2 separate regions of the Homo sapiens genome follow, and region 2 is linked to region 1. A link is a contact called in ENCODE Hi-C or POLR2A ChIA-PET data. All regions are on one chromosome and are shown on one strand. The core of a region is the stretch at or near the end of the contact, and the rest is flanking DNA. Distances in the headings are between cores, read along the strand shown.

The links. A loop is a pair of places that touch in the nucleus more often than their neighbours do. ChIA-PET counts read pairs that join two places held with the same protein, here RNA polymerase II (POLR2A). Pooled maps may share reads with other maps.
Region 2: a map of HepG2 shows a loop between it and region 1 (21-fold over the local background). The contact joins the promoter of MARF1 here to the enhancer-like site in region 1. A Hi-C loop is called at or near these places in 4 of 168 maps with a recorded cell type or tissue (Calu3, HepG2, gastrocnemius medialis and 1 more) and 9 of 50 pooled maps. POLR2A ChIA-PET finds 5 or more read pairs at or near these places in 10 of 52 experiments (A549, GM10248, GM12878 and 6 more).

Annotation. Positions count from the first base shown.
Region 1 is chr16:15,549,665-15,552,683 of GRCh38, forward strand. The region is part of intron 2 of MPV17L-BMERB1 (MPV17L-BMERB1 readthrough); the gene reads left to right. The region is part of intron 2 of BMERB1 (bMERB domain containing 1); the gene reads left to right. Among named protein-coding and RNA genes, the nearest start is that of MIR6506, 60 kb to the right of the region's middle. Within about 2 kb of position 1,312, at least 4 of the 41 ENCODE cell types and tissues checked have a DNase peak (open chromatin) inside an H3K27ac peak, as active enhancers do; they include HCT116 and gastrocnemius medialis, where a contact is called at or near this core.
Region 2 is chr16:15,641,801-15,644,795 of GRCh38, forward strand. MARF1 (meiosis regulator and mRNA stability factor 1) reads right to left here and starts at 1,354. Exons shown (of 27, transcript NM_014647.4): 1 at 1,218-1,354. It overlaps MIR484 (microRNA 484), which reads left to right and starts at 1,494; the gene lies at 1,494-1,572. It also overlaps a transcript of NDE1 not described here.

The sequences.
Region 1 (3,019 bases), core at 62-2,561:
GAGACATTGTCTAAAAAAAAAAAAAAAAATTCCTAAACAGGAGGGGCTTAGGGCCAGCCAGTTGGTCACATGAAACAATCAGGGGACTTACCTTAGAGCTGCCTTCGCAGTAGGGAGTCCATGGTTTTTAGTGAGATTTGTGTCGTACAAATTAATTAAAATTGCATAGTTTCTATCAAGTTTTTTTCTTACACTTTCCACAAAATTGGGAAAAATGTCTATTTCCCATTTCTTTATTTCATTTTCTCTTATTGCTTCTATCCTACCTGATATTTCCCATTTCAAAAGCACGTTTTTTTTTTTGAGATGCAGTCTTGCTCTGTCGCCCAGGCTGGAGTGCAGTGGTGCCATCTCGGCTCACTGCAAGCTCCACCTCCCGGGTTCACGCCATGCTCCTGCCTCAGCTTCCCGAGTAGCTGGGACTACAAGCACCTACCACCATTTTTTGTGTTTTTTAGTAGAGACAGGGTTTCACTGTGTTAGCCAGGATGGTCTCTATCTCCTGACCTCGTGATCCACCCCGCCTCGGCCTCCCGAAGTGCTGGGATTACAGGTGTGAGCCACCGCGCCCGGCCCAAAAGCACTTTTTAAATGTTGAGGTGGTTTGAAGGCTAATGGAAATTACGAGGTGGGACTGAAACCATTCCCTGCCATCCCTAAGAAAGCCCACTCCTTGGAACTGCCACTGGTGAAAGTCTCACTCTGTCACCCAGGCCAGAGTGCAGTGGCACAATCTCAGCTCACTGCAACCTCTGCCTCCCAGGTTCAAGCGATCCTCCCACCTCAGCCCCGCAAGTTGCTGGGACTACAGGTGCCCACCACCATGCCTGGCTAATTTTTTTTTTTTTTTTTAAGTAGAGACGGGGTTTCACCGTATTGCCCAGGCTGATCTCAAACTCCTGAGCTCAAGTGATCTGCCTGCCTCAGCCTCCCAAAGTGCTGGGATTACAGGCATGAGCCACCGCGCCCGGCCTGAAAGCATTTTAGAAGGCTCCTGACTGAAAGAACGGGATAAAGTAAGGGGGTATGGGAACAGAAGATGACAGCCTGGTATATCTGGGTGACATGCGTAGGCAGTCTGTTGTAGTGGCAATTGTCAGGGCTCTGGAGTTAGACTGTCTTCTTTCAAATCTTGCAAGCTGTCTGATCTCGGGCGATTTACTTAACCTCTCTGAGAGTTCTGTAAAGTGGAGAATAAGAATACCACCCTACAGATGATGAGGATTCAATGAGATTGGGCTGGATACAAATCAGCTTTTGTTGGCATCAGCTTGAGAGGAGGGATGGACTTGGGAGTGGAGAGGGTGGATTTGGGGGAGAGGACGCCACACAGTGGCAGGAACTCGCAGCAGGTGACTGAGAGTGGAAGGCACAAGAGAGCCCAGATGCTGAGCCAGCTCAGAATAGAAACGGTATTGATAGCAGAATGCAAAGCAGTATCACTCGAATGACGGATGTTTAATTGGATTTCTCCAGGGCTGACTCACCGCCTTTGATAGATGCGATTGCCCTCGTGGTGTCTATCATGAGACTTGAAATTTTTCCACCTGCACCTGCAGTCTTTAGGCCTTGTTTCAACAAAATGCAGTACTGTGTGTACCCTCCATGCCTGCCAGCCTTCCTTCCTTCCTTGTGTATTTACTGCAATGTATCAGGGACGGGGTGGTGTGCTAGAACCATGAAGGAAAAAGGCAAAGTCCCTTAAAGGAGGTGCAGTCTGTTGAGGCAGAAACACAAATGCCTAGATGGTTCTGGAATGCCTAGATGTCAATGGGATAACAAGGGGGCTATGGCTGCAGGAAGGAAGAGGACCTGATGTAGCTGAGGGCATCAGGAAGATTCCAGAAGGAGAAGGGATTAGTGAAGCTGCAGAGCACTTAGTTTGAGACAAAGATTTCTGAGCTGAGGGAGGAGTTGGGCAAAGGCTTGAGTGCAGGAGTTCAAGAGAACTCCTTGGGGCCAGGCTTTACACAGGGATGCACATGGGCTGTGTACCAGTCTGTTCTGACACTGCTGTAAAGATACTACCCGAGACTGGGTCATTTATAAAGGAAAGAAGTTTAATTGACTCACAGTTCTGCATGGCTGGGGAGGCCTCAGGAAACTTGCAGTCATGGCAGACGGCGAAGGGAAAGCAAGCACGTCTTACGTGGCGGCAGGAGAGAGACAGCACAAGAGAAAATGAGTGTAGGAAGTGCCACATTTAAAACCAGCAGCTCTCTTGAACTCCTGCACTCAAGCGATCCTCCTGCCTCGGCCTCCCTTAGTTCTGGGATAACAGGCAGGAGCTGCTGTGCCCACCTGGAGCTTAATCTCTGTTCACATCTTTAATTATTCTGGGCCAGCTTAGCCAAAGGCCTTAGGGGTAGGGTTAGGGACACCAAGGGCCAGTCTTCTATCCACTTCACAGCTCGCTGGGCCCTCCAAGGGAAGGACTATGTGTCTCATTCTAGGCACTGGTAAGAGTCTGGGGGAAAAAAAATCAAAAATAACAAGTGGACGCGGTGGCTCACACCTGTAATCCCAGCACTTTGGGAGGCCGAGGTGGGTGGATCACTTGAGGTCAGGAGTTCAAGACCAGCCTCGTCAACATGGTGAAACCCCGTCTCTACTGAAAATACAAAAATTAGCAGGGTATGGTGGTGTGCCCCTGTAATCCCAGCTACTCAGGAGGCTGAGGCACGAGGATTGCTTGAACCTGGGAGGCAGAGGTTGCAGTGAGCTGAGATTGCACCACTGCACTCCGGCCTGGGCGACAGAACGAGACTCCATCTCAAAAAAAAAAAGAAGAAGAAGAAGAAGAAATGAACTCACAACACTTACTGTCTCCTTCAAAGGAGTGAAGGATGTGCAGAGGGCTAAGTGCGGTCCCAGAAACTGCCAGGTAGCATCAGTGAGCAGGTGCAGGAAATCTGTTGGCCAACCTTGCATGCACTGGGCACGGCCCAGTTCCCTGCCAGAGCCCAGAGAAGAAAACAAGCTCTGGTCTCAGTCGAAGCAGTGGGGTGGGAAGAGCCCT
Region 2 (2,995 bases), core at 104-2,603, 92 kb after region 1:
GCTCAATACAAGCGATTAAAAGTAAAAACTTTCAGGTGCCTGCACCCTGAAAACTTCCCAAATACCATCCACGAAGCAACTTAGGTAGCCAAAAGCAGGTTCTGTTTGACTTGAGCGACAGTCTCCTTTCTGTCACTCTCTTCAAGTCTTTTGACCAATTCAATGAGGAGAGCATAGGCTCTGTCGACTGTCTGCATTTTGGTCTCCAATTTGACTGCGGTGCAGCTTTGGACAACTCACAACCTCTCTGAACCTCAGATCCCATCTCTAAAATGGGTGTGATAATAATAGAAACCACCTTACAAGGCCGTTGTTTGGATTACATGAGGTAATCCACGGGGAACATTTAGCAAATGTTGTTTCCTTAGCACCCAATCTAGTCTTTGACCCCACACCACCCCATCCCATTACCGTTTTCTCCCCCATAGCTCTTCTGTCCAAAACGGCCTTTTTAGCTTATTTTATTATCTTTCTCCCCCATTAGGCTATAAACTCCATGACAGCAGAGACTATGTTTTCTTATCCACTATTCCAACTCCTGTCCTTAGTACAATGCCTGGCATATTTTAATAAATAACTGTTGAACGAATAAAGCTTAATAAATAGGAAAACAGTTTAGGTTTCAATACACCGATATGCAAAAGAGAAGAATATTTACCGCTCAGAGAAGTCCAAAAGACACAAATGCAATTGGACAGCTCTTGGTAATACCGGAAAGGTGCTTGAGAAACTCTAAAAGGTGTATCACGAGGTCGCGTTACAACTACTAGTGAGAGTGGCTGAAGCCCTAGACATTGTCAACCCTGAGACTACACCCTATGTGTTGCTAAAAGGCCGAGGAGAATGCAAAACGGCCGGGGAGGGGGGAGTGTGTTGCAAAAACACCCGCCCCTTTCCTTCTCTCTTAACCTTCCAGCTGTGCACTTCACTCCTGGAGGGCCCCACCAGGGGTCAGACAGGGGCGGGCGGGGAGCCAAATGCCCTCGAAGGGGAACAGCGGCGCCAACAGTGACAGTAGTGAATGGACCCGAAAGGGAGACAAGCCAACTCTTTCGTGGGGGGCCCAACTGGCGCGTCCCAGTTAGCTAACCTCCCCTCTCCACCACCATCCCACCAGCAATAGGCGGGGAAAGAGGGGACACTGTCCTCCGTCCCGCCCCGCTGGCCTCGGAGCAGAGCCTGCCGGGGTCTGGTCGCAGGACTGTCTGCAAACTCACCTCTGCCGCCGGCTCCACCTCCGCTCACATTCCGGCCCCGCCGCCTTCCCCCCGCCCCCCCCAGGCCCTTTGTTTTGATTCCCGACTCCGCAGCTCCCGCCGCCGCCGCCAAGCGCACCCTTCACTTCCGCTTCCGCACCGCACCGCCCCTGTCGCAAAACCGACGCCCTTCTCTCCTCTTCGCCCCGCCCCTTCCTCGCCCCGCCTCCGCCGCCGCGTCCTGTCCGCGCGGGGCATGCTGGGAACCCCGGGGGGGGCGGGGCCTCGCGGCCCTGCAGCCTCGTCAGGCTCAGTCCCCTCCCGATAAACCCCTAAATAGGGACTTTCCCGGGGGGTGACCCTGGCTTTTTTGGCGAAAACCCCCAGTTTAAGGAGGCCTTCCCCCTGGCTTCACGTTGTGGAGTCGAAAGGAACCTTGAAGCGGAGAATGAGCTCGTGACGTGGACCCGAGGAAAAAACCTGCCAACCAGGATTTAATAGAATTCAGCTCTTTCAGGCTTTGGAGGGAAGGCGATTTGAACGGGATTTCAATGAAAAACCCTGTCCCTTCGGCTTTTTTTTTTTCCTCTCTCGGGTCTCGTCACGTGATGGTCCTACTTTATTTTTAAAAATTAAATGGCGCATATTCCCCAGCATCCTAAATCTAGTGCAACCTAGTGGCAAGTGGAGAAAAAAATAACTGCCAACCTGGCTTCCTACGAGGTCCCCCGGAGTTCTCGCAAAGTTGCGACCCAGTTGGCAAAAATACAGTGTGTGCAAAGACTCAACTGGACATTGCCACCAAGAATCAAGAGATTTTTGGGGACTTTAGCAAGAAAACGTTATTTTTAAAAGCCCTGCTCCAAAGCTGGTTACAAATGAATACTGCGTTTCCAGTGACAGGTTGGGCGAGCAGAAAGGAAATCTTACGGTTAGTTTCAAACACTTTGTGTTTTAGGTGGCCAGATATGCTGTGTGGTTTGCTTTAAAAAAAAAAATAGCGCCCCACAATCTTCACGTTTCCCTGGAATAAAAAAAAATTTAAGACTCAGCAAAAGGGTGATTTCTGAAACTACCAGCTGATTACTATTTTCTGTTGCAAATTAGGAAAAAAGCAAAGCACATATTGTGTAAGTTAAATCTAGACACGATTTAGGATGTGCTAGCTGCTAGCTAAATGCTACCTTAGGAGTTTATTTTTAAAGTTTGCCCAGAAACAAGTTGACTTTGCAAAAGAATCAGTAAGTCGAAATTGCCAAACGAGAATATTTTGCCCAAAAAAATCCTTACTGGGAGGTTATTTCAATAGGCAATCCCCATTACGTGGGGATTAACACATCCCTGTAAACATCCCTGTAGACGGGTATTGTGGAGGGCAGGATCAGACATGTAGCTGAAGAATCCTTTGTGCCTGTATTTAATTTTCCAGAAGGCAGATGACAAGCACACATCCTCTCCCTGCGTAGGTATTTATTACTGCTGACTAAATCTTGACTGTGGGCTGGGCGCAGTGGCTCAGGCCTGTATTCCCAATACTTTGAGAGGCTACGGAGGGAGGATCTCTTGAGCCTACAAATTTGAGACTAGACTGGGAAACGGTGAAACCCTATCACTATTTAGAAAAGAAAGAAAAAGAAAAAAATCTTCATTATGTCTGTGTATAGGTAGTATTTTCCAAGTGGAGATTAGAATAGATGAAAAACCCGTTTCTAGCGTTTTGGCTTTTTTCAAAGTACCAAACAAATACGCTACTCTTCAGAGGTGTTTTTTCCCCATTTTATTTCAGTTGAGTATGTTTC